2 separate regions of the Homo sapiens genome follow, and region 1 is linked to region 2. Evidence: chromatin loops called from intact Hi-C (ENCODE). Cell type or tissue: Calu3. All regions are shown on one strand. Each heading gives the region's core, and the rest is flanking DNA. Links, peaks and the distances in the headings are about the cores only. Region 1 has its middle 110 kb from the start of CYP26A1. Region 2 has its middle 54 kb from the start of CYP26A1.

The links. Peaks named below come from ENCODE experiments on the same cell type or tissue, not always from the same donor. Only the 100,000 strongest peaks of a DNase experiment are listed, where the experiment ranks them.
Region 1: it touches region 2 in a loop (2.4-fold over the local background); 1 of 110 quality-filtered maps calls a loop at or near these places.

What each region holds. Positions count from the first base shown.
Region 1 is chr10:93,181,116-93,196,668 of GRCh38, forward strand. No RefSeq gene overlaps it. Among named protein-coding and RNA genes, the nearest start is that of CYP26A1, 110 kb to the left of the region's middle. In Calu3, for the core only: no CTCF peak of the experiment used is centred there; a DNase peak (open chromatin) is centred at 9,016.
Region 2 is chr10:93,120,297-93,135,849 of GRCh38, forward strand. No RefSeq gene overlaps it. Among named protein-coding and RNA genes, the nearest start is that of CYP26A1, 54 kb to the left of the region's middle. RefSeq lists enhancers at 3,559-3,628, 3,719-3,778. In Calu3, for the core only: a CTCF peak has its summit at 6,366 (motif pointing right); a DNase peak (open chromatin) is centred at 7,795.

The DNA of each region.
Region 1 (15,553 bases), core at 6,675-11,674, 63 kb after region 2:
GCAGGGTGTTTGTGCTCAACCATTTGCCCAGGGCAAAACCCCTTAGAGCCAACCCCTCCACATCACATTTGCCAAAGTGGGATAGCACTCAAGCAAAATACTTTCCCCAGAATTAGTGAAAGACTCCTTTTGAGGCTAGTTAATAAAAATCAGGCATTTCTTTTGGTGTAATTTTTCATTCCAGGAGCCAAAGTATAGACTGGCTTTTAAGACATGCAAAGGCACCAGGCTTCCCCGGGTGGGTGAAGGTGCCTGGTGGGTTCCAGACGCCTGGGGCTCTGGAGTCCCTGCACTGAGAAGAGCCTGTCTGCCTGCATGCGAAACTCGCCCTCCCTCACATAGTTCACATTTTCCCGTCATTGCAGTGTCACTCCAGTGGCATTGTGCAAAATGAGTACTTTTATTTTTGACCTTTGAAATTTCATTTTCTCCTAGTGCCTAGAGACAGTAAAGCTGGGCTATGAGTCTTCATGGGAAAAGAAAAATTCCCTTCTGTTTCCCCAAATTGCAGGGCATCTATGTCTGGTCTCAGGATTTTCTTGTATCAGCAACTGCCACTCAGTCCCTTCTCTTTGGGGAGGAGGGGAGGACAGGTATGTGTGGTTTGAAAGAATTCTCAAGACGATTCTGATAAACATCATCTGCACCCATTGAAATTCCAGGGTCTAAACAGAGGCACAACTATTCAGTCTCTTTGACTTAAGTCACAGGATTCTGGGTCAAGGTTTCTAGTCTGAAACCTCAACCAAACCATTTAATCGTTCTGATTTGGTCAAAATGGTTAAACTGATTATGTCTGGATGTCTAAATATAGCTACATTTCAAGTTCCTTAGTTTTTCTGAGAAGCCTCTAAACTTTTGCACAATTCCTTTTGCGCAGTTTCTGCTCCATTGGGCTTAAATTCATTGTGAAAACTTAGGCAAATTGTTAACCATTTGTGATGTCAGATTGTTTATCTGAAAAATGGGAAGGCTATGTACCTTGCAGTGTTACAGGGATTGGAAGCAGGATATGTATGTTGCCAGGCACAGTGCCGGGCATGCAATAGGGCACCCGATAAATGAATAACTGCCACAATCAAGATAATGATGGTGATATTTACAACGGTGAGTAAAATGGCTTGATTTTCTTCTCCCCAACACACCCTGATATCCATGGTTAAGGTAAACTGAGAGGCCCAAAATGGAAAATAAGTGTGACAATCCGCTATATATTGTATTGAGCTTCTACTATATACATGATGTAGGGTTAGGGGCCTTCATGTGCTCTTTCATCAGTTCGCCTCTCAGTACTCTGAGGCAGCACCCATAATCCCATTTTATAGATGACCATGCTAAGACTGAAGAGGCTATTCATATATCAGAGCTCTTGATTGCAAGCAACAGAATGATTTAAGCAGAAAAGAAGTTTATCAAAAGGATATCAGGGAGGTCATAGAATCACTGGGAAAGTTAGGGGATGAGCTTGGAAAACAGGGCAGGAACAGGCTTAGAATAAATGCTCTAAAGACTATAGCCAAATCCACATTGCAGAACTGTTCACCAGTACCACTAGCGCTGGACCCTGGGGGGCTGCTGCTGATGCCACCACTGCAGCCATTTGGAAACTGGATGTTGCTACTACTGCTGTGGCTGCAGAAATAATTCCCTTTATCTTGCTTCATGAGTTGCCAGCTCCCAATTCTGTGTCTGAGGTGGGCACTCTGTTTCTGCCAGTTTGGACCCCATGCCCTTGCCCTAGTGCAAAGGATGCTGGGAAATTCAATATTTGGCTTTGGGGAGAAAGGAAAACACTGTTCCAAGGTTCATATGGTGGGAAATTCCCCATAAAATGTCAAAAGGGAAATCAGACACTAAGCCATCCTAAAAGCTACCAAATGTTTACCTTATTGAGAAATTTGGATTTGTTGCCTAACCTGGACACATCCAAAGTAAGGATACACCTTACTGTGACCTTTCATGAGATATGTGAAGTCCTATCTGCCTATTCCAAGCTGGGTATTTTATTGTTGCAGACTAAACACCAAATCTTTTTCCTCAGTGAATGTTTATTTGATTCAGTTTAAATATTGGAGCTTATAATAAACAAAATACATGTTAATAGTGCCAAAAAAAAAAAACCCTCCTTGGATACCTAAATGAATGAGAGGGCTGGAGATCGAGGATTCCTGAGAGCAGTCTTTGATTCATGGATGGAATCATAGGTATTTGGATGGAAAACACTCCTGAGATGGTCTAACCTACCTCTTCACCTGCACCTGTAAGTGCACGGAGGACTCCCTCACCTGTTACAGACAGGTTGCCCTAGAATTTGCCCTAGAATTTCAACTCATAAAACACTCTGAGGGAAGGAGGCAAACTTTCTTCAAAAATAAAATTGGAGGCCAAGGCAGGAGGATCACTTGAGGCCAGGAGTTCAAGACCAGCCTGGCCAACATAGTGAAACCCTGTCTTTACTAAAAATACAAAAATTAGCTGGGTGTGGTGGCGCACACCTGTAATTCCAGCTACTTGGGAGAGCTGAGGCATGAGAATTGCTTGAACCTGGGAGGAGGGGGTTGCAGTGAGCAGAGATCATGCCACTACATTCCAGCCTGTTGACTAAGACTGTCTCAAAAGAAAGAAGAGAAAAGAAAAATTAAATAAAATCAAACCAGCAGGTAAAGCAAAACTTGGTACAATCTTCCTGGAGGACAATTTGACAATATGTATCAAGAGCCTCAAAAATGTTGATTCCTTTATTCCCCTTTTAGAAATGAAGCATGGGGAAATACAGACAGATGTAGAGAAAGTTTGTTCTAGGATGTTCACTTATAACAGGGTAATTTATGCTAGAAAAATTTTGGTCCTGATTTTTATTTTAAGTTTTATTTTAGGTTTAGGGGTATGTGTGCAGGTTTGTTACATAAGTAAACTTGTGTCATGGGGGTTTGTTGTACAGATTATTTCATCACCCAGGTATTAAGTCTAGTACCCACTAGTTATTTTTCCTGATCCTCTCCTTCCTCCCACCCCCAACCCTCTAAGAGGGTTGCTCCCCTCTGTGTGTCCATGTGTTCTCATCATTCAGTTCCCACCAATAAGTGAGAACATGTGGTATTTGGTTTTCTATTCTTGCCTTGGTTTGCTAAGGATAATGGCCTCCAGCTCCATCCATGTCCCTGCAAAGGACATGATCACATTCTTTTTTATGGCTTCATAGTATTCCATGTATATGTACCACATTTTCTTTATCCAGCCTGTCATTGATGGGCATTTAGGTTGATTCCATGTCTTGGCTGTTGTGAATAGGGCTGCAATAAATATACACATGCATATGTCTTTTTGGTAGAACAACTTATATTCCTTTGGGTCTGTACCCATTAATGTGATTGCTGGGTCAAATGGTATTTCTGTCTTTAGGTCTCTGAGGAATCACCACACTATATTCCACAATGGCTGAACTAATTTACACTCCCACCAACAGTATATAAGCATTCATTTTTCTCCACAACTTCACCAGCATCTGTTATTTTTTGACGTTTTAATAATAGCCATTCTGACTGGTGTGAGATGGTATCTCATTGTGGTTTTGATTTGCATTTCTCTAATGATCTGTGATGTTGAGCTTTTTTTCATATGCTTTTTGGATGTTTGTATGTCTTCTTTTGAAAACTGTCTGTGTCATCTGCCTGCTTTTTAATGGGTTTTTTTTCTTATAAATTTGTTTAAGTTCCTTATAGATGCTAGATATTAGACCTTTGTCAGATGCAGTTTACAAAACTTTTCTCGCATTCTGTAGGTTGTGTGTTAACTCTGTTGATAGTTTCTTCTGCTGTGCAAAAGCTCTTTAGTTTAATTAGCTATCATTTGTCAATTTTTGCTTTTGTTGCAATTGTTTTTGGTGTCTTTGTCATAAAATCTTTGCCTGTTCCTATGTCCAGAATGGTATTACTTAGGTTGTCTTCCAGGGTTTTTATAATTTTGGGTTTTACATTTAAGTCTTTAATTCATCTTGAGTTAATCTTTGTATATGGTGTAAGGAAGGGGTCCAGTTTCAATCTTCTGCATATGGCCAGTCATTTATCCCAGCATCATTTATTGAATAGGGGGTCCTTTCCCCATTGCTTGTTTTTGTCAGGTTAGTCGAAGATCAGATAGTTGTAGATGTGCGGCCTTACTTCTAGGTTCCCTATTCTGTTCCATTGGTCTATGTGTCTGTTTTTGTACTAGTACCATCCTGTTTTAGTTACTATAGCCCTGTAGTATAGTTTGAAGTCAGGTAGCATGATGCTTCCAGCTTTCTTCTTCTTGCTTAGGATTGCCTTGGCTATTCAGGCTTTTTTTGGTTCCATATGAATTTTAGAGTAGTTTTTTCTTTTTTCTTTTCTTTTCTTTCTTTCTTTCTTTTTTTTTCTTTCTTGAGATGGAGTCTTGCTCTATTGCCAGGCTGGAGTGCAGTGGCATGATCTCAGCTCACTGCAACCTCTGCCTCCTGGGTTCAAGTCATTCTCCTGCCTTAGCTTCTCAAGTAACTGGGACTACATGTGCATGCCACCACACCCAGCTAATTTTTGTATTTGTAGTAGAGACGGGGTTTCACCATGTTGGCCAGGATGGTCTTGATCTCTTGACCTCATGATCTGTGTGCCTTGGCCTCTCAAAGTGCTGGGATTACAGGCGTGAGCCACTGCACCCAGCCTAGAGTAGATTTTTCTAGTTCTGTGAAGAATGTCATTGGTAGTTTAATAGGAATAGCAGTGAATCTATAAATTGCTTTGAGCAGTATGGCCATTTTAACAATATTGATGCTTCCTATCCATGGCCATGGAATGTTTTTTCATTTCTTTGTGTCATCTCTGATTTATTTGAGCAGTGTTTTGTATTTCTCCTTGTAGAGCTCCTTCACCTCCCTGATTAGCTGTATTCCTAGATATTTTATTCTTTTTGTGGCAATTATGAATGGGATTGTGTTCCTGATTTGGCTCTTGGCTTGACTGTTGTTGGTGAATAGGAATGCTAGTGATTTTTGCACATTGATTTTATATCCTGAGACTTTGCTGAAGTTGTTTATCAGCTTAAGGAGCTTTTGGGCCAAGACTGTGGGGTTTTCTATAGCAGGCTAATTTATGCTAGAAAATTTTAGGTAATTTCTTATATTTTAGGTAATTTTCCCTGTATTTTACCTAATATTTTGGGTAATTTCATAAATTTTAGGTAATTTCTTATAACAGGGTAATTTTTGCTAGAAAAAATGTTGGTCCTGATTTTTAAAATACACATCCACACCCAGGTATATTTACATAAAAAATCAAATAAGAAGTATACCAAAACATCAACTGTGAGATTATCTCTGGGTGGAAAGATAGCAGTTGATTTTTTAAATGTTACTTTAAATATTTTCTTAGGATTTCCAGAACTTTCTACAATAAGTATGTTACCTCATTTACAATTAGAAAAATAATACATATTTTAAAATAAGTTCCATCATATAATACCATCTTCAAAGAAACCAAAGTGAAAAAGAGTTAAACCGGTTTTTAGGGGGAAGGGCTATTTCCACCTTCCCGAGGGGCCATGTGGGTAGAAGGCAAATTAAAACCTGAAAGTTTAAAGTCAATCAGTTTGTCTTAATGGGCCCTAGATGGGGGAAAACTTCAGTCATTTCCCTTGCCTGGCACTCTTGTGGTCAGAGGATGAAATCCAATCATGGGGTCAGTTGGGTTTGTACATTCCATGGCAAACCAATTTGGCCATTTCTCTGCATTTCCCAAAAGTTCTCTGACTTCCTAGACAGGAATTGTGAGCACAGGGAGACCTTTATGCTGGTTGCTGCAGCACATCTGGTTTACAGCCTGTGCCAGATGGGCTCCCTTTCATCTGGGAAGAGGGGCAGGAGGGGACACCCGAGCCTCTGTAGGTCCAAGGAACTTCCTCAGTGGAGGCTCTAATTTTTGGTGAAGTGTTTCAAGTTAAGATGTAACTATATCATGTTAGAGTCACAATGTCCCTTAAATTTAAGGAAATATGCTTTTCATTAGAGTTTGCCCACCTCACCTTTAGGTTCATTGCTCAGGCCAAAGATGTTTTGAATAAGCTGTCAGTTGGTTTCTGATAACATCCTGCACTATGTAAATATTTATTGAGCATCTATTATGTACCCTGCACTGGAGAACAACAATGAACAAGATAGATGTGGTCCCTGCACTCAGGGAGCTCTTGCATTTGGGGACAGACTTCTGACTTCCTGCCTTCACTAACCCCAGGTTATTTTTGGTTTATACCTGGCCTCTGATTGTACCAATCACTCCATCACCTTAGATATGCTGGGTTAGAAACAAAATGCTGGAAAATACTCAAATCTACAAGTCCAATAATAGTGAAAGAAGGCCAGGCACATTGGCTCACACCCGTAATCCAATCACTTTGGGAGGCCAAGGTGGGAGGATGCCCTGAGCCCAGGAGTTCAAGACCAGCCTGGGCAATACAGGGAGACCCCACCTCTACAAAAATTAAAAAAAAAATTAGCCAGGTATGATGATGTGTGTCTGTAGTCTCAGCTACTGAAGAGGCTAAGGAGGGAGGATTGCTTGAGCCCAGGAGTTTACACTTACAGTGAGCTCTGATAGTGCCACTGTACTCCAGCCTGAGTGACAGAGTGTGATCCTGTCTCAAAGAAAATAAAAGGAAAAGGAAAGCTATTGCTGGAAGAGGGAGACTGGGTTCATCTGGTGGCTGGGATAGATGGTACTGATGCCAATATCACCAAGGGGAAAGGAATAAAAGAAAAGAGAGGGACTGAGAGGCAAGCACCACTGCAGAAAGCACCACTGTGAAAGGCTCTGGTGAATCCTCTGCGTAGACCACGTTCAGCCTCTTTCCAGGAACTTCTTCCAGCCCTGCCGTTGCCCACTGCACTCTTCTAGAAGATTGTTCTTTTATTTTCCCTTCCTTGCTGAAACTCTGGGGGAAAGGTAGCCAGATTCATCTTCCCCTTTCCCTAGTTATCACCAAATTTCTCCCATTAAGAAATTCTCTCACCCTAAAGGCCTGTGTAATCCCACTCCCGGACTTTCCTGGACAACCAGCCCAATGGGCCTAACCAAGCCTCATGTCACATCACAAGATATTTCTCTTTATCCAGAAACCAAACAACCAGAAGCCCAGCCACCGAAATGCTTACTCTTCTCTTCCAAACACTATTTACAACAACTCCAACACTTTAAGAGCTTAAAATGCTTTTTATTTATTATAGATAGAAGAAATGGTGTTTTGAAACATTCTTGGCTTATGAGTTTGGTGCCATTCTTCAATTTTAAAAAAATGTTAATTCATGTATGCTTTAAATACCGGACTTCTCAGGGTCCAACCAGGAAACAGAATAAGCCTCAGGTGGTTCAAATTAGGAGACTTTCGTGAAATGACCAATTATAGAGAAGTGATCAGTGTTGAGGGAATTCCCAAGGGAAACTGAGGCATCTAAAGACTAGCAGTAGAGGGGATCCATGACCATACCTGGGCCTGAAGTGACAAGGAAAGGAAGCATTGTTGCTGGAGAGGGCTGGATGGCCATGGAGGAAGGAGCTGGTGGCGTCCATTGTCTTGGAGGGATGCAGCCTCTATGAGAACCAGGGTGTTGAAGTGGAATAGGAGCAGAGAAGAAATATCTTGACCTCTTTCTTTTCCAGCCTGCTAATCTCTGCTGACCAAACCCAACTGGAAGCCAGAGGTGAAGGTCAGCCACTCAGGATACAGAACAGGGCCTCAAAAAGTAGAGAATGAATTGGGTGGGGCAGGGGTGGGTGGAATTCAGAGAATAACAAACACCAGGTACTAACTCTCTCTCATACCTGGAATAAGTATTCACTCAGAGCATTGTTTTTCATCACTCTTGCTAAATGTCATTTTATCAGTCAAACTTCTCAAGAATTGTGGGTTGGGACACCCCCAGCCCCACCCCAGTGCAATCTGAAAGTCATGGCTGGTTATCCCTGTAACATGATCATTTTCATTTATTCAAAAATATTCATCGAGTACCTATTATGTACCAGACACCATTAGAAGAAGGTCCCACTTACCCCCCCACCCATCATTCTCATTCATAGGGATCATTTCCTCCCATTTTTCAATGAGATTTCAATTAATCCTCTCCATTTGGACCAGTATTTATATAACCACATCTGCTTTACTTTTCTGGTAAATCCCAATTTTGTTTGACTTGATAGTCTGTCTGGACAACTGAATCCCAAAGCCTCTCAGAATCTAAGAGAAAGTTTATAGTTTTTTCTGGACAAGAACTCAAGTTGTTGGTGCCCCAATTTTTTTTTTTTTAAGCAGAGGCAGTACTTTTGATTCTGTGAAGAACTTTAAAAATAAAACTTGTTCTTGCTGAATGTAGATAACATTTTAGCAAAGTTGTCCTTTCTAAGAACTATAAGCAAAACAGTCTATATCAGTGGCTTTCAAAATTTTTCACTGCAGCACACAATAAAAATTCATTTTATGTCTCAACCCAGTTTCATGAAACAAAACTCAACATTACTTTGTTTTGGTGCATTCTGTTATTTTCTATTCTATTCCATTTCTTTAAAAAAATGCGACCAGAACTGGTGGCTAACTCCTGTAATCCCAGCACTTTGAGAGGCTGCTGTTGGAGGATCAATTGAGGCCAGGAGTTTGAGACCAGCCTGGGCAACATAGTGAGACCTTGTCTCTATAAAATTAATTATTATTTTTTTAAATGCCAATAGCAACCCATTAAATTTATTTTATACTGTATTAATGGGTTGCTTTCTGCAGATTGGAAAATATTGGCCTGCATAATATCTTGAAACTATTTTTAAAATAGACCCAGCAATGGAATCTATATTTGAAGAGTGGTTAAGACGCTCTAAATGTTTATTTTTCAGCCATCATCAAATGTGCCAATCTCACCATTTTTCTTTCATTTAAAGAAAGTCAAACTGGTTTGACCAGTCGCATTCCCCTATTCTCCCCCAGCACCCCATTCTGGCCAAGGGTCCTGCATTTACTGCCAGTTTGGCTTGTGGCTGGACCCGACTGGCAGCAGGGCTTGGCAGCTGTGGCTTACCAAACCCTGTTGCTAAACATAACCAGTGTTTTTTGTTTGTTTTAACTGGAAGAAATCTGCCTATGTTTGACTTGCAGTTATTGGGGGAAAGGTTTCACTGTACAGGTGGGCCTGGGTAGGCACCTGACTCAGGGATGAAGTGATCTCTCCCCACCAACACCACATGGTCTCAGGATCAGGAGGCTGAAAATCATAGCTGCTATTCATCAGGCACTTACAGTGCATTAAAGATGTTCTATACATTATCTAATTTAATTCTAACAAGCCAGTGGGTGGGTATTTTTATCTTTACTTTAGGGCAGAGAGTAGTACTGTCATTGTCATTTAGACGGGAAGAAACTGAAGTTCAGAGAGATTTCATAACTTCCTGAAGCTCCCACTGGTAGTGTGTAGCAGAGCTAGAAATCATGTTCAGCTCTTATTCACAATGCTCTAATGCTTCCTAGTTTGGCTCTGAACTGGTATGGGGGAAGAAGAACAGATAGAAACATTTCTTTTTGCTACTGACGTATTAGATGTAGCATTTGAGGAGGGGAAGTTCTCTTCTAGTTTCTGGGGTTGCGCTGGGAAAGATGTAATTCCTGTGTCTGGATTTCTCGTTGGAATTTGGAGTTCCAGGAGTAACTCAAAGTAATAATGGGAAACTAGAGGACAACTAATATTATGTCAGCTTGATAATAAAAACAAACATACTTCTGTGAGCCATGTAGACTGTATATATCATGCGTAACACAGTCTCTGTGGGAAAAATAAAGCATGTTAAGTCCCCAATAACATATTTTTGAAATAGATTTAATTTGTGAATTGGTGGATTTAATGTATGTAATTTAATGTATGTAAACCATATCTGGTTGCTTTTTTTCTCCCTAATGATAATTCACTGTGCATTTACATATGTAGAGGAAGAGAATTGGAAACTACAGAAGTAAAAGGACATAGGCTTATGCTACAAAGGATAGAGAAGATACAGCAAAAAAAAGAGTAAGAGAGGGTTGCTTCTGGACTTGTTGAGGCTGTTTCAGAAAAAGAAAGTTAGCAGAGATTTGATGCCTGAGAACCTAGAAAGAATTAGCAAGTACATCAAAGACATTGTGATTTTTAGCCACCTTATAGGCAGCTAAATAGTGTTAATGTGGCCGGGCATGGTGGCTCATGCCTGTAATCTCAACACTTTGGGAGGCCGAGGCAGGCGAATCACCTGAGGTCAGGAGTTCGAGACCAGCCTGACCAACATGGAGAAACCCTGTCTGTCCTAAAAATAAAAATAATTAGCCGGGCATTGTGGCATGTGCCTATAATCCCAGCTACTCTGGAGGCTGAGGCAGGAGAATCACTTGATTCCAGGAGGTGGAGGTTGTGGTAAGCCAAGATTGCGCCATTGCACTCCACCTGGGCAACAAGAGTGAAACTCCGTCTCACAAAAAAAATAAATAAATAAAAAATAGTGTTAACGTGCTTTTAAGGACCTCTCCATTTGAAATTCTGCTTAAACGAGCCAAAGCAATAAGTTCACAGTCAAGGTCAGAGACCTAGTATATCTTCTTGGTACTTTAACTTTTTCATTTTCTTTATGTGATGTTATTACAGTTATGTTTGATAAGTGAATTAACTAGAGATTTTTAAGCCTAACAGATATTTTTCTGTATTATATAAACATTTGCAAGATATCTCTCTGAGTTTTAGCTTTCCAGGACTTAAATAGTCCAAATAGTCCATGAAAGTACTGTTTTGCTCATTATGTTAACCAAAAATAAAGCAAGGCAGATCAACTGATGGTTAGAACTTGAGGTCGGGGTAGGGGTGGGGCTACTTTTGAGATATGTTCCCAAACATTAAACATGGATAATAAAATTACAAAAAAATAGAAAGAAAGAAACCATGAATAAAACCCACATGCAATTATAAAATGATTACATTACATAAGTTGTACAAGTTCCAACATTGGGGACCCACAGAATCAAATGCTTGTAGTGCCTGGGAAGTAATACGTATCCTCAAAAATTCAATGGCTCTGGAAATCTCTTTTATGTTGTTTTTCAGAGAAATGCCCAAAAGATTTGCAATCAAAACAGTCGAGACCATGGTTCTATGCAGACGCCGCCTCTGAAAAATCACAGGTGACTTTCTAATGACTTTCTTCTTAGTTTTTGGCCTTATAAACAAAGATGTTTCTGTTAGATTTGACCCATTGAGGAGAAAGAGAGAGGGCCAGGATGCTATGAAGACTCCTTCCAGCATCCAGCCCAGACACTCTGTCTTGGGGAGTGGACCATTTTGACGCCCTGTCTGTAAGATGCTCCTTGAAGCCAGAGACCAAGGAGCTAACCAATTTATGTTCTCACTGAAGTTGATATTACAGATTAGATACCAATTCCCTGGGTGAGCCACAGTTTCTGAAAGAGGGGCTCTGGATTCTCGAAGCAAGTTCCATTTTCTTCTCTATCAGTCTTGGTCCATGCGTAAAGAAAAGAACAGAAAACCAGGTTTGGGGCCAACATGAAGAAATGCTATGTAGATACATTTGTTGTGGTGATTAAAAGGGCCAATTCTCATTAAGTGGAATTTGCTCTTTCAACTGGACATGCACAGGAGTTTTTTTTTTTTTTTTTTTTTTTTTTTTTTTTTTTTTTTAGTATTAACTTATTTTTTTCCCCTTCCAGCTTAGCCAGAGACCTCATGGAGGTCTAAACCCAAGCCAAGCTTGATCGGTTTTAATTCAACCACTGTTGATTTATGGCTTAGCAAAAAATGTCTGAGAATTTTTTTAAGCTAAAAAATTTTTTTTTACCCCAACTTGACTCCCTCACATCTCAAATCCAGCTGAAGGGATATTTCTTAGACTTTCAAAAGACAAAGTCATCATTGGAATGGAAGGGAGCACTGAAAGTTTCAAATCCCAGAGAGAAGTCCTGTGAAAGGGTATATACAAGTAAAAACAAATATATTGGAACACCATGTGACACATTAAATAGGTTCATTTGATTCCCTTTGAATAGAAACTAGAATAGAATCAACCCAAGGCTGGAGTGGAGGTGTGGGATGGGTTGGGGGTGTTTTTTGAGGGATTGCACCAGAAGAGACACAAAAGTTCCTCTTTGCTTTCTCTTATAAGCCCCTCTTCCTTTTCTTATCAGCCAGACCAAAAATGATCCATGGTAAATTTTTTTCTCTACCTGGCTCTGGAATGTACATTGTTATATAATACAAGCAGGAATTAGACTAATAAGCTATTACCAACTGCAAGAAGAAAACCAATACCAAGCCACTGGTGCCTTCCATCTCTGATATTTAATGGGTCTAATCTAGTTCACAATGCATGAGCCTTTCTCTGCCTCCTGTAACATTCAGGCCGGGCTGTGAGATTTAACCATTCGTTAGCTGTGGGCGTATAATTTGTACCTTCTGTCTTTTCCTGGGTGAGCGTCTGTCTTTCCCATAAGACTGTAAGCTCAGTGAGAGGAGGAACTCACCACATATTCCATCTAATTTCCCACGGCCGTGACCTCCAACCTTCCTCTCGATTTCTCACACATTAGTCCAGTGACTGTCCGAGTCCCCCGCCTCAAAAGAACACACAGAAGGAACAAGGTAAAAGGTACCTTTCTTCCTAATGCTGAGGTAGAACCAAGTATATAATTCCTGATAATTGCATTGTAGTCTTCTTCCTGGGGGATCTTCGAGAAGCAGGGAAGGGGCACTCTCTGCTATCATATATTTGTGCACTGTGTGCTTCTCCACTAAGTGCATATCTTCCTGAAAAAAATTACTGGTTATACAGCAGCTCCGCTCATGAACGTTAATACACACCCAATACTTAGACTGCCTTGGCTCAGACACAGAATTACTGCTTTTACTTCTAATGCTTTAAATTCCTTCCATGGTTTTAGTTTTTCAATGTCAAGAACAGGCTTTCACTCATCTCTCCTGCGACTGCGATGAATTCCTTAGAGACCAAGGCCACATCTGTGCTGTACATTAGCTTTCTTGCCTCAGACATCGTCCTGGTTTCATATCAGATAAACAGATTAATGGGCAAGGAATAGACCTGCCCCAGAAAACAAATGAAATAACGGGACAGAATTGTGTTTAAGTACAAAAATGTCTGATTCTTGTTATATACACTTTGTGCCAAAACACACCCCACCAGTGTTTATAACTGAATTTATATGAACAACATCCTGAAATTTATTGAGCATTTACATTATTCTATACACTATCCAAAGCACTTCACAGATATTATCTCATTTAACTTTCACAATTCTACGAGTAGTTACTATTTACAATTAGGTTCTATTGCTATTAAATTTGTACCATCAATATTCAGTATGACTCATTTGGTCCTTACATGAGGTTATGATGTCTTTTGTGTGATTATCTTATACTGTATGAAGACTTTGCAGTGTTTATTATATGTCTCATTTGTCTTTGTTGTATTAATTGCTACAAGAAGGAGATCTCCAAGACCAGTTGCTTAAAGAACAGAGACATGTATTTCTCTCTCATGTAAAAATTTAGGAAGCAGGTTTCAGATTGGCTGGTGTCTATAGTCCACATAGTCATTCAGGGACGTTAGTTCTTTCATGTTTTTTCTTTACCATCTCCTAGGTGTAGCCAGTGTTGAGGCACCAGAGCAGAAGTGGCATCTATCACTTCTACTTACCTTGGAGAAAACTTAGTCACATGTCCATAGCTAACTCTACAGGAAACTAGGACATGTATCCACTGGGTACCCATGTGTCTAGCTATAGTTTTATTACTATGAAACAAAGGGAGGACTGGAATTTAGTGAGTAGCTCACTATGTTCATCATAGTCTTCAATAAATAGATTGTAAACAATTGGAGAGCTAGGCCTGTGTCTTATTCATATTTGTCCCTATCACAGGGCTAAGCACCTGCCACAGAAATCACAGGGCTAAGCACCTGCTCATGTGCCAGCACTCCCTACTCTGGTGTAGGGATGTATAGGGTTTGTGATGCCAGACATGGCAAATGAACCATGGCACTACTCTTTCCTGAACTTGGGTTTGCCCTCAGAATATTTTGCAGTACAGTACCCCTGGAAGCCACTTGGAACAGGTGGGAATTGGCACACCATCTGAATCCTATTAGCCCTCCCTGATTGTAGGTATTCAAATGTTAAAGAACCATAATAGTTTTCCCTCTATTTCCATGGAAACAGGTATGTTGGTTACTGTGGTGATTTTAACGTAAGTCTTCAAATTCTTTGACACACCTTCCTTCAGAAGGTAGAGTTTAATTCCATTCCCCTTGAATGTGGGCCATTGGTGAGTCACTTATAACATAGGATGTTGGCCAGGCGCGGTGGCTCACGCCTGTAATCCCAACACCTTGGGAGGCCAAGGTGGGGGGATCACCTGAGGACAGGAGTTTGAGACCAGCCTGGCCAACATGGTGAAACGCCGTCTCTACTAAAAATACAAAAATTAGCTGGGCGTGGTGGCGGGCGCCTGTAGTCCCAGCTACTTGGGAGGCTGAGGCAAGAGAATTGCTTGAACCTGGGAGGTGAAGGTTGCAGTAAGCCAAGATCGCGCCACTGCACTGCAGCCTGGGCAACAAGAGTGAGACTCCATCTCAAAAAAAAAAAAAAAAAAAAAAAAGAATGTTATAGAATGTGGCAGAAGTAATGCCATGTGGCTTCCAAGCCCGTCATTAAAAAGTTACAGTTTCCACCTGGCTCTCTCTAACATTTGAAATGCACACTCGGGAAGGCCAGCTACCATGGCATAAGGACACTCAAGCAGCCCTGTGGAGAAGTGCGTGAGGAGAGGAACTGAGGCCTCTTGCCGACAACCAGCATCAACTTGCAAACCACATGAGTGAGCTACCTTGGAACTGGATTCTCCAACCTTCGTACAGCCTTTGGATGTTGCAGCCCCAGCCAACATTTGACTGTAGCCTCATGAGAGACCCCAAGCCAGAACTGGCCAGCTGAGCCACTTCCAAATTTCTGGCCTATAGAAGCTATAGAGATCATAAATAGTTGTTTTAAGCCACTAAGTCTTGGGGTGATTTGCTATGCAACAAATAATATAGACATAAATAAATAAATAAATAAATAAATAAATAAATAAATAAAATAGTTGCCTTCTCAGAATGGGAATTTGGAGAGTGTCAGGAGAACTTGGGAGGAGTGAGGGATAAAAATTGTCTAATTATTTTTTGGGTTGTTGTTTCAGTGCTAGCAGCTCCTGACTTGGACTGGACCAGGAATGAGCTCATTTTATTAGGTTGCACAAAGCCGGCTTGATCTTTAAGGAAGAATCAATAGATTCACAAGAAATGGAAACTTAGAGTTATTCTCTGATTTTTCCCAACCAGCTAGATCACAAGAGCTGCAACAGCTCCAAATTTCTCTTTTTGAATCCAAGACACCTCCCAAACCATACTCGTATCCTACATTTCCACATGGCCTTGTCTCAGTCATCTGTAACTGCTTCTGGGATTTCTGGTCCTACTAAGCG
Region 2 (15,553 bases), core at 4,211-9,210:
GTAATTTGCCTCTTGTACCTGGCTGTAGAAGGACAAGGGCAAGGCTGGAGAAATCAGTCAGCTCTGTGTCTGAGAGCAGAAAGCTGCTGGCATGAGGGCCTTGAGAGGGTGGGCAGGTCTTTCTGAAGAGAGAGGAGGGGGCAATGTAACCCTGGTAACAGTGCATGATTCTCCCAGAAGCCCTGAGGGGTCTGTGGTTCCAGAGTCGAAAGATTGGATCTACTCTCAAGTCTACTAGGAGACACGTGCAGAGAGTTCAAATTCATGGTGACCTCCAGGTGCAATAATGATGGGGTACAGAGGGAGCGGAGGGAGAGACGAGAGTAACTTAGTTGTGATGGTTGGTGAGGAAAGGCTTCCTGAAAGGTCATGTCTGAGCTGGGGTTTGGAGGATCCATAGGGGTGGACTGGGTTGATGGGAGGGCTGTGAGGGAACCCATGTGTGCAAAGGTTTGGCAGTGGGGAATTGTAGGCAGATTGGCGTCATAGAGCCTGAAGCATGTGTGTGTGTGTGTGTGTGTGTGTGTGTGTGTGCGCACAGTGTATGTGTGTAGGGGTGAGGTTGGAGATGAAGCTTGAGAGGCAGGCAAGGTTGGACTATGAAAGGAGCTGCTCTGACTGATGGTCGGGGACACAGTGTGCTTCCTTCACTCATTACTCATTCCACAATGATGTGTGGAGCAGCAGCGCATGTCAGGCATAGCACTAGATGCCTGGGAGACGACGGAAAGCAAGGCAGCAGTGTCCTGCTGGACTGACATTCAAAGGGTATATGTTATGGGGGATGCAGGGGACAGGCAGAAACTGCAGAAACTCCACAAACACAGACAAATCGTCAGTGTTCCAAGGAAGAGCATAGTGGGGGAGCCCAGGGAAGCCTGCTTTGAGGAGGCGATTGTTCAGCAGAGGATGAGAAGGATCTAGGTCCTGAAGAGCAGGGAAGACACATCCAGGTGGAGGGAGCAATGGGTGGGTCAGGTGTTTGAATGAAAAGGGAGGTGGGGAGCCACTGTGTTCCCAGGTGAGCATAGAGGTGCCCAAGCCAATGATGAGCAATCCTGGTGGGATCAGAGGGGACCAGTTTAGGATTGTATTCAAGGAAGCAGAATGCCAGGCTGCCAGGCAAGAGGCATTTGGGGGCAGGTGAGGCTGCAGATAGGAAGACAGGCTTGGTGGCATCACAGGATCCAAGTGCCAGAGCTCAGGACCTGGGACAGGGTCAGGGCTCCACTGCTCACTATCTAGTCCATCATCAAGTCAGCCTCACATCTCCTCCTAATAGCTCACGGACCTGTCTGTTCTTCTCCATCCCCAGTTCCCGCTGACATCCTGGATCAGGCCACCATCCTGCCTAGATCCAACGCCTCCTGACTGGTCTCCATGGCTCCATTCTTAACCCCATGTGATGTAGTCTGCAGATTGCAGCCAGAACGGTTTTGAAATGGAAAAACAATCATATCACTCCCCTATTCAACATCCTTTGGGTGTTCCCCATTGGAACAGGGAGACCTGGGAGATTGTGTTAAGGCCTCAGACTCCTTAATAATCTGGCCTTGCTGGGCTCAACATCATCACCCCTCAGAACTCCCCACGCCGTCCACCTTCCCTCACTCCTTTTCCAGTCAGAATGAGCTCTTTTGAATTCCCTGAGCTGGTCTAGAGCTGCCTCCAGGCCCCTCTGTGTACTCTTCCCTCTTTCTGGAATTCTCTTCTTCACCCCCTCAGCTGTCTCATTTCTGCTCACCTGCCAGGTTTCTCTGTTCAGGAAGACCTCTCTGGCCACATGGGGGGCAGATGTCCCCATGGCAGGCCACGCCTACCAACACCCTAGCTCTTAGCGTACTGCCTTGAAACTGCCTGACTTCTTGTCTGTTTCGTGTACTGGACTCTAAGAAGAAGGGGCAAACTGTGTCCTTTGCACTTAGCACAGTCTCTGGCATCCAGCTGGTCCAATAGGTCTTTATTGTTGAATGACCACAGTCTGAGAGGTGAGAAGGAAGAGCAGGAGCAAGAGCAGGGCCGGGGACGGAGGGGTTGAAGGTGATATCATGAGGAAGGATGATGGCCAGGGGACAGCAGTAATGACCATGGTGAATATTCATTTGTCCTTCCTCTGTGCGAGGACCAATGTAAGTGTTTTACATGTATTAGTCCATGAATCCTTCTGAAAACAATATGAGGTAGACAAGGTTAGTATGCCTGTTTTCCAGATGAGGAAACTGAGGCACAGCAAGCTTAACGAATTTACCCAGAGTCATATAACTAGTAAGAGAGAGGCTGAGAGTCAAGCCTGGGTAGTTTGGTGCCTACACTGTACGTACATCATGAAAATACACTCATCCCTCATGAAAATATATTTAATTTGGGCACTTCAAACTTAAAGTGACAGTGATCCATTCTCTCAATAGCTTGCACTGGCCACACAGGGGTGTGAACAGTTCAACTGGTTCCAACTGGACAGGTTAAAATATTCCTCTAGAATTGGAATCCCAGAGGTGTTACTTTGGCCAATATGTGAGTTCTAAGCTGGCCCCAAACTCCAACCCAGTGACATGCTCCAGTGAATGGCTGTGAAGCTATTGCCTCATGCTGGGGGTCTCCTCGCAGTGACTTCCTAAATAGGGAAGATTGTGAGTAACAGTGGATTTTGTTGACAAAATGACTATGCCAGCTGTGAAACTTACATCCTGCTTGGCAATATAATAACTGGCCATATCTTAAGTTACTATTAAACATTTACATCTGATGTAATGTAGAGATGGTGAAACCCTGTCTCTACTAAAAATACAAAAATCAGCTGCATGTGGTGGCACGTGCCTGTAGTCCTAGCTACTTGGGAGGCTGAGGTGGGAGAATCGCTTGAACCTGGAAGGCGGAGGTTGCAGTGAGCCCCAAACTCTTGTAAACTTGGGGGCACATGTGATATAGGTAGCTTTTTGAGGGACAAAGACGAATCATTTGATTATTCGACAAATATTGATGGAGCATCTGCTCTATACTGGGCAGAGGGCCAGGTGCTGGGCTTACAGTGATGAATAAGACAATGTGGTCCCTTGTGGAACATATATTATAGTGAGGAACACAGATGAGAAATAAATGAGTAAAAAGCAACTACTTTTGTGATTAATGTTTGCAGGTAACACATGAGGGGCTGCGTTAGCTAATAATGAGGTAGTGATGGTGGGTTTCAGGCTGTTCCACATGCCGACCACTTTTAGTGCTAGGGCCTTGGGGGTTTCACTAAAAAGAGGGTGGAGGCTGGGTACGGTTGCTCAAGCCTGTAATCCCAGCACTTTGGGAGGCTGAGGTGGGAGGATCACTTGAGTCCAGAAGTTTGAGACCAGCCTGGTCAGTATAGTGAGATGCCATCTCTATAAAAAATAAAAAATTAGCTGTGTGTGGTGGCACGTGCCTGTAGTCCCAGCTACTCAGGAGGCTAAGGTGGCAGGATCACTTGAACCCAAGAGTTCAAGGTTACAGTGAGCTATGATTACACCACTGCCCTCCGGCCTGGGTGATGGAGCGAGACCCTGTCTTTAAAAACAAAAAACGGTGGAGAAATTTAATGCAGTGTCAGATCACAGGAGTCATTTGAAGTATGACACCTCTTTAATACACCTGAAGTTCTCTTGAAAATAAGCAACAGGAAGCAGTGTGAATCCCTCTTGAATGCTCTGGTGAGCAGCCCTTCACAACCTCCACTCAGAAGCTGATGGGCTGTGTCTCCAGGACAAGAGACTAGAGGTGGGCCTTTTAGGTCCCTCAGACTTTGCCGATGGGATTGTAAATTGGTACAACCTTTCTGCAAAAGTTTTGCAGTACGTATAAAGAGTATTAAGTGGGGTAATCCATTCTAACCCCAGCAATCCCCCTCCAGAAATTAATACTGAAGAAGTACTCAGAATTGAAGACAACAGATTTCTGATAAAGTGTTCATTCCAGGGTTGTTTAAATTAGACATGATAGAAGAATATATAGTACTTATGGTGCGTTTACATGATGAATTACGGTACAGTCATTTTTTATGAATATTGAATGCTGGGAAATGTTCACTATATAAGTTAAGTGATAAAGCAAAGCATGAAAGTATAACAAAAACTGAAGAATGGTAGAAATCTTTTTTTTTTTTTCTTTTAAACAGAGTCTTGCTCTGTTGCCCAGGCCGGAGTGCAACGGTATGATCTTGGCTCACTGCAACCTCCATCTCCTGGGTTCAAGTGATCCTCCTGCCTCAGCCTTCCAAGTAGTTGGGACTACAGGTACATGCCACCATGCCTGGCTAATTTTGTATTTTTAGTACAGACGGGGTTTCACCATGTTGGTCAGGCTGGTCTCGAATTCCTGACCTCAAGTAATCCACCTGCCTGAGCCTCCTAAAGTGCTGGGATTACAAGCATGAGCCACAACGCCCAGCCAGGAGTCTATTTTTAACAAGCATAGAGATATACGTGTGCAAAAGAGATTGTGAAATGTTATCAGTGGTTATCTCTGAAAGGAGGAAGTCAGGTGATTTTTTTCATCTTTAAACTTTCTGTGGTTTTCTAAATTCTCTTCAATAATCATGTCCTATTTATAAACAAAGGAAGAAATTTAAAAGTCTACCTTTACTTTAAGTAACAAATAAAAGTGTGTTCCAAGGTGAAACTGCTTCTGCTAGTTCCTGAACCTAAGGGGTTGTCAAGTCTTGGAAAATAGGGAAGAAGAAAAGTAAATCTTCTTTAGGAAAAATCCTGCAGTTTCCTTACCCCCACAAAGGCTGTGCTGTTCATGCCTTCTCTGCTGCTACCTTAACACATCTTCTGGCAATAGTGAAAATGAGTCTGGCACATGAAGAGCCAAGGAAGGAGTATTCCCCCGGGGTTCGTTGGCAAGTTCATGATAGCCTAGGTGTAAGACACAAAGGAACTAAAAAAGCAAGGGCTAACATTTATTGAGTGCTAGCTCTGTGCCAGTCATGATGCTAAGTACCACAAGTACCACTGCCCCCTCCACCACCAAACACACACCCCTGTTCTTTCTTAATGTATTTAACCCTCACTGTGACCTTATGAAGTTGGTACTGTTGCTATTCTCATTTTAAAGATGGGAACACTGAAGCCTTGTATTAGGTCGCTCTTGCATTGCTATAAAGAAATACCCAAGACTGGGTAATTTATAAAGAAAAGAGGTTTAATGGGCTCATGGCCCTGCAGGCTTTACAGGAAGCATGGTGCTGACATCTGCTTGGCTTCTCGTGAAGCCTCAGAGAGCTCTCAATCGTGGCAGAAGGTGAAGGGGGAATAGTCATGTCATATGGCAAGAGCAGGAGCGAGAGAGAGAGTGGGGGCAGATGGCATACACTTTTAAATGACCAGATCTCATGTGAACTCAGAGCAAAAGCTCACTATCACCAAGGGGATGGCCCAAGCCATTCATGAGGGATTTCCCCCATCATCCAAACACCTCCCACCAGGCCCCACTTCCAACATTGGGGATTACAATACAACATGAGATTTGGTGGGGACACACATTCAAACTACATCAGGCCTAGAAGGGTGGCATGCCGTGATCACACACACCTAGTAAATGGTATTGCCAGAACTTGAATCCAGGACGCAGCTATGCTGGGGAGTGGAAAAGTCAATGAATAGGAAGGAGAGAAGGACAAATGATGGGAGAAACCAACATGGATATGAGTGGGAGGCCAGTAAGCGCTGGGTCCTCTGCAGTCTGGAGAGCACAGCAGACTGGGATGCCAAGAAGCAATCTGGAGGGGGGAAAGATGGCTGCCTTCATTTAAGAGGGCCCCAACAGTTCCAGCACAGTCTCTTAGGAGGGCCACCCCTATGACCTGGACAAAGGTTTCTTCCCTGTCAGAGCAGCAATAAAAAGATTAACAAAGAAATTGTTTGTGACTGATTATGAATGCTGGTATTTGAGAAAGTTTTTCTTAAAGGTTAAGAAAGAGGCACAGAGTTCTGAAGAGAACTTCTGGGCACCTTCCAGGACCCCCCAGGTTGATAGCAATGCTTTTCATTCTAACTTCACTTTGAACATATGGCTTTTCTGTTCTGTGACACAGACAGGCGAACTCCTGGAGCTAGCCTGATGTTCATCAGCTTCTGTTGAGGTTGTTTTTGCGACCTAGATGGAGAGTGAAGTTGGAGGCAGGTAAGAGGAAGAGTTTTCAGAGGTTTGTGAGCAAAAGAAAAGAAAGAAAATAGTCAGAGGTTTCATATGAAAGACAAATCCTGGTTCTGGTTATAGAAGGGGAAGTGGTGGCAGGAAAAAAGGGAGAACACAGCCTGGGTGGGGAGCCTCTCCAGGAGAAAGAAGTGAAGGGAGGACCAGTTCTTCATATCTGTCACCAGGGGGCAGCACTGGCACAATACAGCTTGGTTGTGCCTTGTATTCCAGTTCCAACAATTGGTAGGTTGCTTAGGGATGCAGAATTCCTGAATAACTAACACGTTATAAAATTAGTACACCTTTGAATAGCTCTGTTTCCTTCCACCTGACTTAACATCGACATTTTTCCAAGCTAACAACACATCAAAAAAATCATGCAAGAATACAGGATTTCATGAAACATTCTAAAGGGTGATGTTGGAAAAGTCCTATGGTTTCTGAAAAAGCTATTGAAAATGTGGATATCACTAAATTAGTCCACTACCAATTGAAGAAAAGAATGGCAGCAGGATGCTTCAAAACAGAATGACTTGAATAGGAAAGGCTTCAGGAAATGGGTGATATCTTGTAATATTTTTGTGAAAATGACTATTTTTATGATCATGCTATAGAATAAAACCTGAAGTGAAGGTATTGCTATTGTACTGTCATGTAATGTTGGCAGAAAATTGCACCAAAACCCCTGAAACTAATTCATTTATTGCTTGTTCTAAGAATTAGAGCACATTTACCATTATTTTCCAAATTTGGTCATATAAGATGAGATAAACTTATTTAGCTTTATTTAAAAAATTATTTTTATTAGTTTTTGTCATTTATTATGTTACCATTTACTAAAATTTTTAAGTTTTGTTTAAAGAGGTTTCACTTTGAGTATGAGGATGGAAAAAAATCAATGAATAGGGAGGAGAGGAGGACAGTTATTACAGGTAAAACAGCACTCCACAATCTTAGTTATTATTTTTATTAAAGTGTAATTTTGTGTTTTTGAGACAAGGTCTGGCTCTATCACCCAGGCTGGAGTTCAGTGGTGCTATTTCAGCTCACTGCGACCTCCACCTCCTGAGTGCAAGTGATTTTCATGCTTCACCCTCCCAAGTAGCTGGGACTACATGCATGCACCACCATACCTGGCTAGTTTTTGTATTTTTTTTAGAGACAAGGTTTTGCCATGTTGCTCAGGCTGGTCTTGAACTCCTGAGCTCATGTGATCCACCTGCCTGGGCCTCCCAAAGCACTGGGATTACATGCGAGAGCCACTGCGCCTGGCCTAAAGTGTAATTTTTCTGGCACCAATTTTACTTGGATATGAGGGCAGTATGTTTAACATTTGATCTTAACAATAACAGTTACCCTTTATTGCATACAATTTACCAGACACACTTTGCGTATATGACTTCATTTGATTCTCACAACCTCTCTAGGAGACAAGTAGTATTTTTAGTACCATTGCAGTGAAGGAAACTGAAGATAAATAGTAACCTTTAAGGGAGGAGACTACCCCTCATATTGTCTTATGCCCAGTTTCTGCCTCCAAAGAAAGAAGAAGTAAAAATTAAAGGCAGAAATGAAATCCACAGGCAGTCAGCCCGGCGCCGCACCCTGGGCCTAGTTAAAGATCAACCCCTGACCTAACCGGTTATGTTATCTATAGATTCCAGACATTGTATGGAAAAGCATTGTGAAAATCCCTGTCCTGTTCTGTTCTGTTCTGTTCTGATTACCGGTGCATGCAGCCCCCAGTCACGTATCCCCTGCTTGCTCAATCGATCATGACCCTCTCACGCGGACCCCCTTAGAGTTGCAAGCCCTTAAAAGGGACAGGAATTACTCACTCGGGGAGCTCCATTTTTGGAGACCTGAGTCTTGCTGAAGCTCCCGGCCGAATAAAGCCCTTCCTTCTTTAACTTGGTGTCTGAGGGATTTTGTCTGCGGCTTGTCCAGCTACGCCTTGATCCTTACAGCTGGTAAATGGAAGAGCCAAGATGGGAATCCAAGTCTGGCTCCAAAGAAAGGGTCTTCCGGCCAGGTGCGATGGCTCCCAGCACTTTGGGAGGCCGAGGCAGGTGGATCACCTGAGGTCAGGAGTTTGAGACCAGCCTGACCAACATGGAGAAAACCCATCTCTACTAAAAATACAAAATCAGCTGGGCATGGTGGTGCATACCTGTAATCCCAGCTACTCAGGAGGCTGAGTCAGGAGAATCACTTGAACCCGGGAGGCGGAGGTTGCAGTGAGCCGAGATCGTGCCATTGCACCCCAGCCTGGGCAACAAGAGCGTAACTCTGTCTCAAAAAAAAAAAAGAAAAGAAAAGAAAAGAAAAAAGGGGCCTTCCTTCTTTTCCTTTCTCTCCTTTCCTTGCCTCCCTTTATTCCTTCTAAATTTTTATTATAGAAAATTGCAAGTAGCAAAGTAGTACAATGAATTTCCATATAGACTCTCTCCAACTTCAACAAGGATCAACTTTAGGTCAATCTTTCAACTCTGCTTCCCACCTCCCTTTTCACCCCCAGGTTATTTGCACAAAATTTGCAAGATCACATCATTTCAGCCATCAGCCCTTAATATTTCAGTGTGTATTTCTAAAAGATGAAGACTCTTTTATTCTAAACACAACCACGATATCACTATTACCCTTAAAACAACGACAATATTATCCAACATCCAGATAGTCTTTGAAACTTCCCTGATTATCTCTAAGTTTAACCTTTGGTTTGACTCAGATCCCATATTGCATATGGTTCATCTATTCCTCAGATCTCTCTTAATCTGCAGATTTATTCTTTTTTTTTTTTTCCCTTGAGATTTGTTGAGGAAGCATGTTTGTCCTGAGCATTTTCTGCAGTCTGGATTTTGATGATTTCATCCCCGGGTCCTGCTTCGCATGCTCCTCTGTGACTTAGTTATTTTCTTACTTTTTTAAACACATTTTTGTTGTGCTCCCATTGTGTTTAAGGTGGTAGCACCTGAGGCTTAGAGCTAAGGAGGGACACAGACACCAAGCAAGGAAACAGATACAAAATTTTATTTGTATTATTTTATATAGTATATAAATATGTATTGCTTATGATATAAATATAACTCTATTTGTCCTCATAATACCATTAAGTAAAAGCTTTTTTTTAAAAAAAATTCACCGGGCGCAGTGGCTGACGCCTGTAATCCCAGCACTTTGGAAGGCCGAGGTGGGTGGATCACCTGAGGTCAAGAGTTTGAGATCAGCCAACATGGTGAAAACCTGTCTCTACTAAAAATACAAAAAATTAGCCGGGTGTGGTAGTGTGCACCTCTAATCCCAGATACTTGGGAGGCTGAGGCAGGAGAATCACTTGAACCTGGGAGGCGGAGGTTGCAGTGAGCCAAGATGGCGCCATTGCACTCCAGCCTAGGCAACAAGAGTGAAACTCCATTTCAAAAAAAAAAAAAAAAAAAATTGTACCAAAGAAGACATTGTGATGTCAAAGAGAACCAGACAGGTTTCAGGTTTTCCCTCTCAAGTCAACTATGTATGACCTTGAGGGAAGGGGTGTCCCTTACTACCTCTGGGCTTTGGAGTCCTCTTCTTAAAATCCTAGGTATTGACTAAATGAGTGTTTTTCCAATCTTCTTTGAGCAATGGAACCTTTACGTCCCCTGCATGAACTCTTGCCCTGAATCCTAATATATAAAACAGCTAACAGGCGAGCTTCCCTGGGTGAAATAGGGGAGAGCCATTAGGTCCTGCCTGCTCTCACTCTCTGACCCTAACTTTCACGTTCACGTCTCACCCTCTAGGGCAGTCACTGAGACACTTCTCTAGAACCTAGGTCTCCATGGACCAGTCAAAACCACTGGATTAGATAACGTCTGATGTTCTTCTAAGCATCACCAAACCATGAAGGACCTGGGTGAGTAATGCCTCAGTTTCCCCAGTGGGGTTGGAGCTCTATGTACGTTTCTCTGTGTGTGTTAATTTATCTTTCAATGGAGGTATGACATGCCAGAGCTGAAATACTCTATTCCAATCTCCCTTTTTAGACAGCCCTCCTTCAGTTGCAAGTGACAGAACCCAATTCAAACTTGTTTGTGCATAACAGAGAAGTTATTAGTACATTTAACTAGGAAGTCCCTCCATATAACCGGCTTCTGGCCATGAGTTCAAGCAGTACCATCATGCTGGTCCTTTCCCCTTCTCCATTCCTCCACGGTCTGCACGGCTTTCTTCTCTGGCAGACGTTCCTCATGTCATGGCCAACAACCAGCCCCAGGCTTACATCCCACAGCCCAACAACCTCACTGGAAAGAGAGGGCCTCTTCCTTGGTAGTTCCTATAAAAGTCCTGCACGCCCACCTTCACTGGCCAGGTGTAGATCATGTGCTCATCTCTGAAACAGTTACCATGGCTGGGGGAATTCGGAAACTTAATTGGCCATCTTCAGCTGCCTAAGCCATATGGGGCAGGAGGATTCCTCAAGAAACATTGAGGTGCTGATATCAAAAGAATGGGAAATAGTCTCAAAAGATGAACACTCTACTTAGAGTGACCATATAACTTATCCAGACCAGAATAGTTTAGAGAGTAAAAAGGGGCGCCATTAACCCTTACAGTGGAATGAACACATGTAAACTAGTAAACTGTTCTGGGCAACCTGGAACATGTGGTCATCCTATTTCCCTCAGAGAAGCTAAATGACTTTGCCAAGGTTCTCAAGCTAATGAGTGAGAGAAACGGGTGTAGAACCAATTCCAGTACTTTCTATCAAAAGATCATTGTCAGCCATGAGAAACTTGTTTCTGTAGTAGACTTGTCTCACAGAATAGGGTATGAGAGTAGATTTTATGGAAAAGTCGGAACTTTAATGAAATTAGGCCAAGTGAGGAATCCTTTGTAGGGTCATGTCAGTGACCATCTGTAACAACTTTCCATCATTGACATGTCTGGATTGCCTGTGTTAAAATATTTTGGGTGCACAGATGTATTTACCCCCAAATGGTATGGTATTATCAGTGGTTAAAGAGTGTGGGTTTGAACCCAGCTCTACCACTTAGGAGCTGTGTGACTTTGGGCAAATTACTTAACCATTCTGAATCTGTTTCTTTGTCAGTGTCAGGTCCTGCCCTGTCTGCAGCCGCCCACCTGCCCAGGCGTTTCCCTGCATCCTGCCCTTCTGTGGCCTGGTCAGCTTGTTGCAGTCCTGGCCCTACCTCTAATCAACTGGCGAGTGGTCAGCTTGTGTGTGTGGCCTCAACACTATATTGAAAAGTGTTAGTAAGTAAACCATAGGGATTTTATAGCATCTCTAGGGAATGTTAAACTGCAGGGAGGAAAAACTGTGAAAAGGATAGTCCAAAATGCAATTAAAAAAAAAAATCAAGTCATGCCATTACCAAGTCTCAGTAGCTCACAGTGCTAAAATTCCAAGTCAAAAAGAAAAAAAAAAAACCCAAATATTTTAGTGGATGTCTTTAGCCTCAGACACCTGGTTTGGAAACATACCACCACCTGTGCTGCATTAAACCTGCGAAAAACCCAGGAAGGAAATACAGTGTATGAGGCCAGAAAAGGGTGGGCTCCTGGATCCCTTAGGTCAAACAGCAGGCTGTAAATGACTCTTTTCAAAACAGACACATTACTTCCCAAGATTGCGGCCTGCCACAAAAGAAGGTACACACAGCGGTTGTTCCCAGCAAGGGTTATACTATATGGCTATTAGGGGGAATAGAAGCAGCTTGATTCTCGCCAATGACAGGAAATAAGGTCAAGTAAAGATAACAGGTCTTTGAATTAAAGAGGCTTTAAACACACATCCTGGCCTCATGGCTTTAGCAGCGAGTAAGAATTATGGAATGAAGCCTCGGGTTTTCTTACTCCCTTGAAGCTGGGCTCCTGAAACATACCCTCTCCCGGATTAATGTGAAGGAGTCCTGTGTGGGGAAGGCACCGGCTTCCTCATTCATGTCTTTGGCTTGTTTATGTTCTTTCTAAATAGACCTCGCTGCTGCATTGCTAGTGAGATCTGGGCTGGGATCGTTTCACTAGATAAAAGTCTCACATATAGCACATTTGATGGTCTCGGTGGTAAATACCTTTAGATTTAGAGGTCAAGATTGCACGACTTTTGTCTAGGTAATGGAGAAGGGAGCTCGCAGACCCCAGCCATCATGGATCAGTATATTTCTATTTTGCCTTATTGTTCAAGGACAAGGTATCCAAACAGGCTTGACTTAATTCAATGAGACGGAATATCAGTTCAGTTCAGGGAAAATGTAGAAAACCCCAAACATCAAAAGGTTGTTTGTCATGTGGAGAAACACCTGGTTGTGAGCATGGAATCCCTGCCCTAATGTGTAGACTGCATTTATTAGATACCCACCGAATTCTCCTGCTCTTGGGTAGGGAGGAGGGTGCAGGACGGGAATAGGGAATGGAAGGGGGTGGAAACTTAAGTCAAGCAACCCATTATAACATTAAAAAAACCAATCTGGTTTATTTGGCTAGCCCACTGGCTCTTCTACAAATAATCCACTGGTTGAGCAAACTCAACTTTTCTTTGGATTCTTGTTGGCATTGGTTCTAGTACATGTGACTGTAGATCTGGGTTAACTCTCTTCCCTCATAACAACTAAAGAAAGTGCACACATTTTTCATGCTTTTAAAGCTTTTCTTTTCTGATAATTACATAGAAAAAAGACCTTGATTTTGACAGCTAAGTCTGGTTACAATCCTACTTCATGGGGGTTGTTAGAAGATTAGCCTGAAGTGTGGCACAGAGTGAGAAAATGTTCTGGAGATAATAGCTTTTTTTTTTGTAATTTTTTTTTTTAATTTTTACTTTTTTTTGAGAGTGAGTCTCACTGTCGCTCAGGCTGGAGTGTAGTGGCACAATCTTGGTTCTCTGCAACCTCCCGCCTCCTAGGCTCAAGCAATTCTCCTGCTTCAGCCTCCCAAGAAGCTGAGATTATAAGCACCCACCACCACGCTCAGTTAATTTTTGTATTTTAGTAGAGACCGTGCTGGTCAGGCTGGTCTCAAACTCCTGACCTCAAATGATCCACCTGCCTCGGCCTCCCAAAGTGCTGGGATTACAGGCGTGAGCCACCGCGTCCAGCCAAGAGATAATAGCTTTTCATTGCATGGTCTCTATATCTTGTAGCTCACGTATGCCCTCATCAGCTTCATGGAGAGTCTACAAATTTATAAAATATTAATATTATGTTTATTATGTAGGGAACAGTTTGAAGCCCTGCTGACTTTCCTTGCTGTTGTTTGATTTTAAATAGATCTTTGGTTCCTTGGTTTTTATCTGAATTAAAAGCACAATTCTAGGTTCTTACAGTTCTTCAGTATTTAAAGATTGTTAGTATGTAGAGAATAACTTTTTCTCTTTCCACAAAGCTACCCATGTTCATCGTTTAAAAAAAGTAGATGAATACTTGCAAAAAGAATATAACTGGTAACTCTACCTCTCAAAGATTATCACTGTCCACATTTTGGTGAATTATTATTGCACATGTTTTGTAACTTTTCACCTAATTATATATCAAATGTCTTTTCACATCATTAACTGGCCTTCAATGTCATGTTTAATGGCAACAGAGAATTCTATCCACAGGCACCTCATTTATTTAAGTAATCCTCTATTATGGACATGCAGACTGTTTCCAATTTTTCCACTATCAAATAACATCATTGTTAAATAAACTCCAAATCACCAGATCCCAAGATGTGGTTTCCAGTTTCTGGGTCTTCATGTCATATCTACTCAAACTTGTAGGTTTTTCTGAAAGTTAGAAATTCCCTGCATCTCAAACTAGCACCAAGGATACCCCTTCAAAATGTTGAGATGTGAAATTCCCCTCTTGTTCCCAGCAAGAAGAGGCAAAATTGGGGTCATTTTCATGACAGCCATTACTGTGTATGAGGTTCTCCAGTAAGGCACCTCCCCTTCACATTTTCACCTCATCGCAGGCCATTTCCTCACTGCAGCAGCAACCTCACCTTTCATGGGGATGTCCAAATGTGTCATCCCAATAGACTGTCCCTAAGACAAGGAAAAAGTTCACACACATGTGCTCTGTGCAACACTCTAGTGCCTTCAGACAATGTCTCACTTTCTGTTCTAGGGGAGAATTGACTGGGTGAGGTCTTTTCCTCTTTAACTGGACTTGGACTCATTTGAAAGATGTAGACATGACTTCATGGGCAGGTGAAGACAGGTTATTTTTCCAGAAGTGGGGGCTTCAAAGGGATTGGGAAGTATGAGATGAACTGCCCAATAAAGAGAAATGGCTCAGGAGAACACAGGAGGGGTTCATGGGAAACCCTGGTCAGCTTCCCAAGCCTAGTTATGACCTGCTAATCCTGGGCAAAACTGCCAGGTGAGTAAGGGCTATCTTCTGTGCTTCTCCTTGCCTTCTTGCTGCCGCAAGCACTTAGGAGCATCATGGACTTCGTGGGGACCTAGGGCTCTCACTGAGCCAGCTCTTCAGGCCAACTTTTAGAGTAGCCCCTCAATATTGGTTAGAAATAGGCCAGTCCCCTGTCCTAGAGGAGGAGAATATTTGTCTTTCTTTTGGCACACAGAGGTCTGTAGGGACACAAAAGTCACTGTGGTGATAAGACACCTTCTTGTGGGTGAAGCTGGTATTTGAAGAAGATTTGGGTAAGGACTATCTAGAGGAATCACCAGGAGAGTTGCCAGATAAAATACAAGACAACTAGTTAATTTTTTTTTTGAGATGGAGTCTCATTCCGTCACCAGGCTGGAGTGCAGTGGCACGATCTCGGCTCACTGCAACCTCTGCCTCCCAGGTTCAAGCGATTCTCCTGCCTCAGCCTCCTGAGTAGCTGGGACTACAGGTGCACGCCACCACACCCAGCTAATTTTTGTATTTTTAGTAGAGATGGGGTTTCACCATGTTGGCCAGGATGGTCTCGATCTCTTGACCTTGTGATCCACCCGCCTCAGCTTCCCAAAGTGCTGGGATTACAGGCGTGAGCCACCGCACCTGGCCAATTTTTTTTTTTTTTCTTTTTTTGAGACAGAGTCTTGCTCTGTCACCCAGGCTGGAGCGCAGTGGCATGATCATAGCTTACTGCAACCGCCACCTCCTGGACTCAAGTGATTCTCCCATCTCAGCCTCCCATGTAGCTGGGACTACAGGCAAATGCCACTGCATCCAGCTAATTTTTAAATAATTTTGGTAGATGGAGGTTTGCTATGGTTCCCAGGCCGGGCTCAAAGTCCTGGGCTCAAGTGATCTACCTGTCTTAGCCTCCCAAAGTGCTGGGATTAGTACCTGGCCCACCCAGTTAAATTTAAATGTCAGATAACACTTTTTTTTTTAAGTATAAGTATGTCCCATGCAAACAAAAAACCTTGAGTATACAGTGTCTTATATGT